2 separate regions of the Homo sapiens genome follow, and region 1 is linked to region 2. A link is a contact called in ENCODE Hi-C data. All regions are on one chromosome and are shown on one strand. The core of a region is the stretch at or near the end of the contact, and the rest is flanking DNA. Distances in the headings are between cores, read along the strand shown.

Region 1 (3,151 bases), core at 62-2,561, 990 kb before region 2:
AGACCTCCTGACAAGGCTTTCGATGTGCAGACACCCAAAGGATGGAGAAAGGGAGTGGAACAGTCCCAGCATCCCTGAAGCAGATGCAGTGGAGGCAGAAAGGTGGGGCAAACTGGGTCGTTACATGCAATATATGTGCTGGACTGGCCAACAAAATTAGATGTCCCTATTGAGGGCAGGAGCCACACAATAGATGGGGGCAAGAGCTGGGGGTTACAAATGGGTAGGAGGCGTGACCAGTTCATCCTACCTGGGAGGGCCCGTAGAGTCAGCAACACCCAAAGGGGCTGGGGAGGCTGTGGTTCCCCAATGGGGCCGCACGTGTTAGAATCAACTAGGAGCCGGACTAGGGGCCTGGCGCAGTGGCTCAAGCCTGTACTCCCAGCACTCTGGAAGGCTGAGACACGAGGATCGCTTGAGCCCAGGAGTTCCAGACCAGTCTGGGCAACATATGGAGACCCTATCTCTAAAATAAATAAATAAATAAAAATAAAAAAACTATCCAGGCATGGTGGCTCCCACCTATAGTCCCAGCTATTCGGGAGGGTGAGGTGGGAGGGTCGCTTCAGTACAGGAGTTCGAGACCAGCCTGGGCGACATAGTGGGAGGAGGAAGGGAGGGGGAGAAGGAGGGGGAGGGAGAGAAGAAAGAAAATTAGCCGGGCGTGGTGGCGCGCGCCCCTGTTAACAGCTACTCTGGAGGCTGAAGTAGGAGGATCGCTTGAGCTCAGGAGGTCGAGGCTGCAGTGAACCGTGATGGTGTCACTGCATTAGCCTGGGCGACAGAGCGAGACCCCGTCTCAAAAAAGCAAACCAAAAAAAATACAAAAAAATAGACTTAACTGAGGAGTTTTGACGCGCATATGCTCGGGCCCAGTCCCAGATTCTGATGTTATCGGTCTGACTCGCAACGCGCTCACCAAGACACTTCAGAGCTCCCCAGGTGCTTCCCAGCCCAACTCTCCCACCCGAGGGGAGCCTGCGAACCGCAAGTCGGTTCCGGGTTGGGACCTCTTAGAAATCAGATTGGGAGAGGAGGCTATCAATCATAATCATGACCAGTCACCCGCTTTCACGAGAAGGAATGGGCGGGACCCTACGTCCCCGTCCAGAACGCCGTTTCTTTGGCGACGACTTAGGTCCACGCCCCGCCTTTTAGGTGTAGCCGGCCTCTGTTTCTATGATAACCGAAGCCCAAGCCTCTCCCTACACCGCTTTCTCCGCAGCGTCAAAGCGGGACATGACGGGACTACGTTTCCCAGCAGTCCCCGCGCGGGTTCCCGCCTGCGCTTGCTGTGGCCCGGGTCCCTCAGTGCCGCGGCGGCCCGGAGGTGGCGGGAGGACGGCTCCGCGCTGCATGCGGGGCGGGGACCAGGGACCCGTGCGGGCCGCCTCCAGAGAGTAAGTGGCATTCTGCGCGGACCCGCAACCTCGGCCTGCGAGGCGGGGACCTCCCGGCGCATAGCGCGGCCACCACCCCAGTCCCCTCTCCACCTCCGCGCGCGGGGTCCGGGGCAGAGGCGTGACGCCGCGCACTTCCGGTCCTCGCGCTCCGGGTCCGGACCGGCCACACAGCACTCGCGACCTTGAGTTCCGGGCGGGACGGGCTTCTGTAGTTCTGGCCCCCGCGTTTCCGTGCTGGGTGTCATTGAAGCCCGCGAGGGGAGGCTCCAGGCCCGGGACCCATCCTGGCGGCCTGCGGCTCTCGGAGTCAAGCCCACCTGCTAGCCGAGGCCGACGCCGGCCTCCCTACCGTCTCTGCCCCCGCATCCTGGCCTTTGCACTTTGCTCTTTCCTTGTCTGCAGACCGGTTTCATGCCCCCTCTTCACAGAGGCCCGAAGAATCCGCTGCCTCCCTCCCTGGCGCCCTCGCGCTGCTCCCTGTCTGATGTTCTTCACGTCTTTTTCTCTCTTAAACGGTCTCTTGTTCATTTCTTCTTGTCTGCGGTCCCCTCCTTCACTCACTATTAGAGCAGGATGCAGCACCGTTTGGCCCTGACACAGTGGATGTCCTGCGAGGGTTGAAGCTTGCTAATCCTTGAGGGTGGAGGCACTGTCGGGAGGACAGACACAGAAGGGAGCTGTGCCTGCACTCAGAGGACATTTCTTCTGCTGTACAGTGCATGATGCACTGTTCTTCCCATTGCGTGCACAGTGTAGAATTGGACATAGGGGCTAGAGTCTGTGTCCCCTGGGACTGTCAGTGTGGGTGAGGTTGGTCTGTGGCTCAGAGAGGTGGAGCCACGCTGAGCTGGGCACTAGCCTGTGTCCTCCACACCTCAGAGCCACCAACGTTGACTTCCCTGCACATTCTGTTTTTGTTGTTGTTGTTGTTGTTGTTGTTTTGAGACGGAGTTTCGCTCTTGTTGCCCAGGCTGGAGTGCAGTGGCGCGATCTCGGCTCACTGCAACCTCCGCCTCCCGGGTTCAAGCGATTCTCCAGCCTCAGCCTCCCGAGTAGCTGGGATTACAGGCATGCACCACCGTGCCTGGCGACTTCCCTGCACATTCTCTTGGGCAAATAAGACCTCATTGTGCCGTGTGCAACCTCCATGAGGATGTTGAACCTCACTAGCTTTCCTGTGTGTGCTGTTGCTCTGCAGTTCTGCAGGGCTCAGCCTTGGCCACGTTAACCTCTCAGTCCCCCTAAATTGGTAACTCTGCATCCTGTTCCCAACACCAGAAGCCCTAAGGACAACTAGAAAGGCTGGGCGAGCACCCAGGTGCAAGCATGCTCACCTGGGGCAGGTGGGAGGTCACTGTAAGAACAGCCTGGGAGAGCTGTAATGCACCATCAAGGACGGGCTCCTGGGACCTGGGACCCAGAGCCTCGATTGTGTTTGCTGTGCTCAGCCTCAGATCATGGGTCCATGGCTGGAATGCCACCCACCTACAGGTGGGATAGTTGGACAGTGCATCCTGGGAGCAGATCAAGGAGACGAAGAGACTCGGCCATGGTCCACAGCTCCCACCTGCTGTGTCTGGTGCTGGGAGGCAGGTTCTTGTTGCAGCAGAGGAGCCACCCCTGGGAGCAGGGCATCTGGGGACCAATCCGAAGATGCTGTTAGCACATGGCTAGCAGGTGCCCCTCAGCCCCCACCTCCCACAAGTTCAGGGTCCCTTTCTGCCAAGTGGGGACTGCTGGTTCTTCAG
Region 2 (3,668 bases), core at 657-3,156:
AGAAGACACATAAATCGCAAGCAGGCATATAAAAAAATGCTCAACATCATTAATCATCAGACAAATTCAAATTAAAACCACAGTATCTCCTTACACCAGTCAGAATGGCTATCATTTAAATGTCAAAAAACAACTGATGTTGCCCAGGATATGGAGAAGAGAAAAAGGTTACACACTGTTGGTGAGAATGTAAATAAGTACAACCTCAATGGAAAACAGTATGAAGATTTTTCAAATAACTGAAAATAGAACTGCCATTAAATCCACCAATTCCACTACTGGGCATCTACCCAAAGGAAAATAAATCATTACATTAAAAAAAACATGTATTTTTATCACAGCACTATTCACAATAGCAAAGATAGGGAATTAACCAATTATCCATCAATGTATGACTGGGTAAAGAAAATGTGGCATATATATACACAAGGTAATACCACTAGGCCACAAAAAAAAAAAAAAGCATGAAACTATGTCTTTTACAGCAATGTGGATGGAACTGGAGGCCATTATTAAATGAAACAACTCAGAAACAGAAAGTCAAATACCAAATGTTCTCACTTACAAGTGGAAGCTGAATAATGTGTACACATGGACAAAGAGTGTGGAATGACAAACATTGGAGACTCCAAACAGGTAGAAGGATGAGACGAAGATGAGTGATGAAAAATTACTTAATGGATACAATGTACATTATTCAGGCGATGGATACATTAAAAGCCCAGACTTGACCACTATGCAAATATATCCATATAACAAAACTGCACTTGACTCCTTAAATTTATGCAAACAAACAAACAAAAAAAACCCGAGACCGACCTACTCAATCTGATCCTCAGACCATTCTCTGGCCCAGTCCAAGCCCTCCATCCGTCTGGTATCGCCAACCCAATCCCCTTCCTCAGACTCCACACCTTTATGTCCACCTGTCTGTGTGACATATCCATCTTGAGACATTTGAGAATCACCATGTCCAAAATCCAACCTGTGATCTTCTCCCGGAAATCTGCTCTTTATGCTGACTTCCCCAACTCCATTCTTCCAAACGTTCAAACAGAAAACAAAAAACAAAACAAACACTTGAAACGGTTCTTCACTGCCTTTGTTCAGACATAACTGAAGCACCAGGAAAACCTACGGGCCCTATCTTTCAGGCCTATGAAGAATCTCATCACATCTCCCTCTACTGTCACTGGTCCAGCCCCAACCATAATTCTCCTGGGTCTACTGCAGTGGCCTCAGGGCCTTTTCGCGTCTCCCTGTGTCCATTCCTAACCTGGTTTTCCTAACTTGAAACTTCGAACTCTGGACCTGCCCCCTCCAACTGTCCCTCCCTTGACAACCTTCCATGGTTACTGGCTGCTCAGGTTGCCATTCCAAGCGAGAATTCACAAAACCCTCTCTTTCCCGCAGAAACAACACACACCCCTGACGCCCCAACACAGCCCACTCGGCAGCGCCTCCATGCTCTGAACCTGAGGTCCCTAACGGGAGCTCTGAGGCTGCATCAAATCGGCTGATACGGGGACCCCACACAGGAACGCCCCTCTCTTCGGGACAAGGGGCCTGACCTGCAGGGCCCCTTCAGGGGGCTTCAGCACTGGGAGGACCGGTCGGGCGGGGGAGCCTGGGACGGGACACCCACCTCAGTCAGGTTCATCAGCAAGGCCTCCGCCAGCCCAGCCAGGGAAGAGCGGGGCGGGAGCGACAAAGGCAAGACAAGGACGCCACTGTCCCCAGCGCTTGTCAGTTGACTCACTCCCGCCTCTCCGTGGTGGGAACCGAGCCGCTTCTCGCGCTTTTCCGTTCCGTCACTTCGGTGACGTCAGACAGAGCCATAGGCCGAAGTTGGTGAAACACCACACAGAACCAAAACGACCACCACCAGGAGGACGGCGGAAGTCCCGCCCTCCGACGGTGCGCACGCACGCAAACGTCCCCTTCTAAGCCTTTATTGGGTAAGTCGTGCCGCCGAGAGCTGCAGTGTCTTCTGGGTTATGAAGTTTCGACACCGCTTCCGGACTTGTCTTAGAGCGTTGATCAGTCCTTATATGGCAGATAAAGGCCCAGTGGCACTGTCAGGGGAGCTGGGAAACGGAGTCCCCGACTCCAAAGACAGGAGGGGGCTTGGCTTGCTCTTAAAGGCAACATACGGTATTTTTTTGGATTGTAGTATAGGATATTTACAGAAATGTTAGCAACTTATTACTTAAGACTCTATTAAGCACAGCTAATTCCCAATAACTACAGGTCCAAAGAGACACCCCATACCATAAAGGCAGTCTGCCTCTACTCATGCCTGCCAGCCATATTATTGCTTTTCAAATACACATACAGTTACGCTTTGGCGTCTGTTTAGTAAGCTTCAATATGTTTGGTCCAGAAGAAGAAAGAAAGACTACGCAGTTAGGGCTATGGACTGGAATTTGTAGGAAGGATGACAGGAGACGCTGAAGTAGGTTGAAAGGGTGAAGCTATGCCTCTGGATCAAAGAGAATACATCTTACCTGACTGTAGAGTCAGCGATTGTGTTCCTACGAAGGGTGCAACGCTTTTATTCTAATAATACTTACTACTTCATATCTGAGATATTTTCCATTTATTTTAAGAATCACAATCCTATCTGAAAATGAGAGTGACGACCAAAATGAGTGATTGAGGCATAAGTCACAAATCATGGAGGATTACTGGACCAGCCTAAGGGCACATCCAGAAAAATGTAAGTCACAGAAGCATCTGTGGCTGGTTTTTCCAAAGAGGTTCTTAGGAGGTTTAGTATTTATTATACATTTTCCTTAAAAAGGAAGAGGGGTTGGCAGTGAGACAAATGATTACAGACATGTGAAACTTTAGTTAGTGCCCAGTAAATCTACATTTTACATAAGATAGAGTAAACACGTGAGGGGAAAAGGGAATAAAGAAGATGTCTCAGAGAAGGATGAAGGAATGAATAATCTCATCTTCTCTCTGTTCTGTACCTTGGAAGATAAGCTAGTAGTCTTCTGAAAAGGTTGATTTCTATTTAGCCCTTAGGGAAGAAAACCTAATGATTGTAGTGTGGTAGGGGATATAATGAGGTGTGTCTGATTTCCCGTTCCTCTATAGTGGTGAATTCAGCTTCCAAAGTTATTCTAGGGTTCTCATGGTCAAGAGGGCATCCATTCAGTCAGTTAGGGGGTGCTTAGAATTTTATTTTTATTTCTCAAGAGCAGCTGATACATGCCATTTCTGGACAACATTGTCTACCGTTTTCATAGTTGAAGCATATGCACATCTTATCCTCAAAAAAGGTGTGGAATTCCATGATGTTATCTTCTTCCTCAGAAGTGATTTAAAATTTCACCTGTGTTTACAACTGTATTTGCACAGGGAGTCGAAATGTGAAAAACACTTGTGAAATAAAAAAATTACCGAAATCTATTAGTAATTATGTAGGTTATTCCAAAAGAAAAAAAACCAGAAGCCCTAGAGAAATCGATCTGTAATGTGAGAAAAAGATAAGATCTCAATGTTTGAGTGAGAGACAGCAAATTCTGAGAAGTCAGAGAATGAAGTTGAACCTGTGGCTCTGCTGGACACTTGGACACACTATGCTTTTGTTTCCAAAATGTAATTTTTTTACACACTTGAAAACATTGCTCATTAACTGCTTAGAGGGGTAAGTACAG

Evidence for each region. A loop is a pair of places that touch in the nucleus more often than their neighbours do. Pooled maps may share reads with other maps.
Region 1: a loop to region 2 is called in a pooled map, with 8 times the contacts of the local background. The contact joins the promoter of ZNF837 here to the promoter of ZNF548 in region 2. A Hi-C loop is called at or near these places in 1 of 37 single-sample maps with no recorded cell type and 7 of 50 pooled maps.

What each region holds. Positions count from the first base shown.
Region 1 is chr19:58,379,190-58,382,340 of GRCh38, reverse strand. ZNF837 (zinc finger protein 837) reads left to right here and starts at 1,311. Exons shown (of 3, transcript NM_138466.2): 1 at 1,311-1,400. RefSeq lists a silencer at 1,050-1,559 and enhancers at 1,910-1,969, 1,504-2,045, 2,000-2,229, 2,046-2,587.
Region 2 is chr19:57,388,092-57,391,759 of GRCh38, reverse strand. It overlaps ZNF548 (zinc finger protein 548), which reads right to left and starts at 1,906. Exons shown (of 4, transcript NM_001172773.2): 1 at 1,646-1,906. The coding sequence starts at 1,660. RefSeq lists enhancers at 1,649-2,128, 2,269-2,348.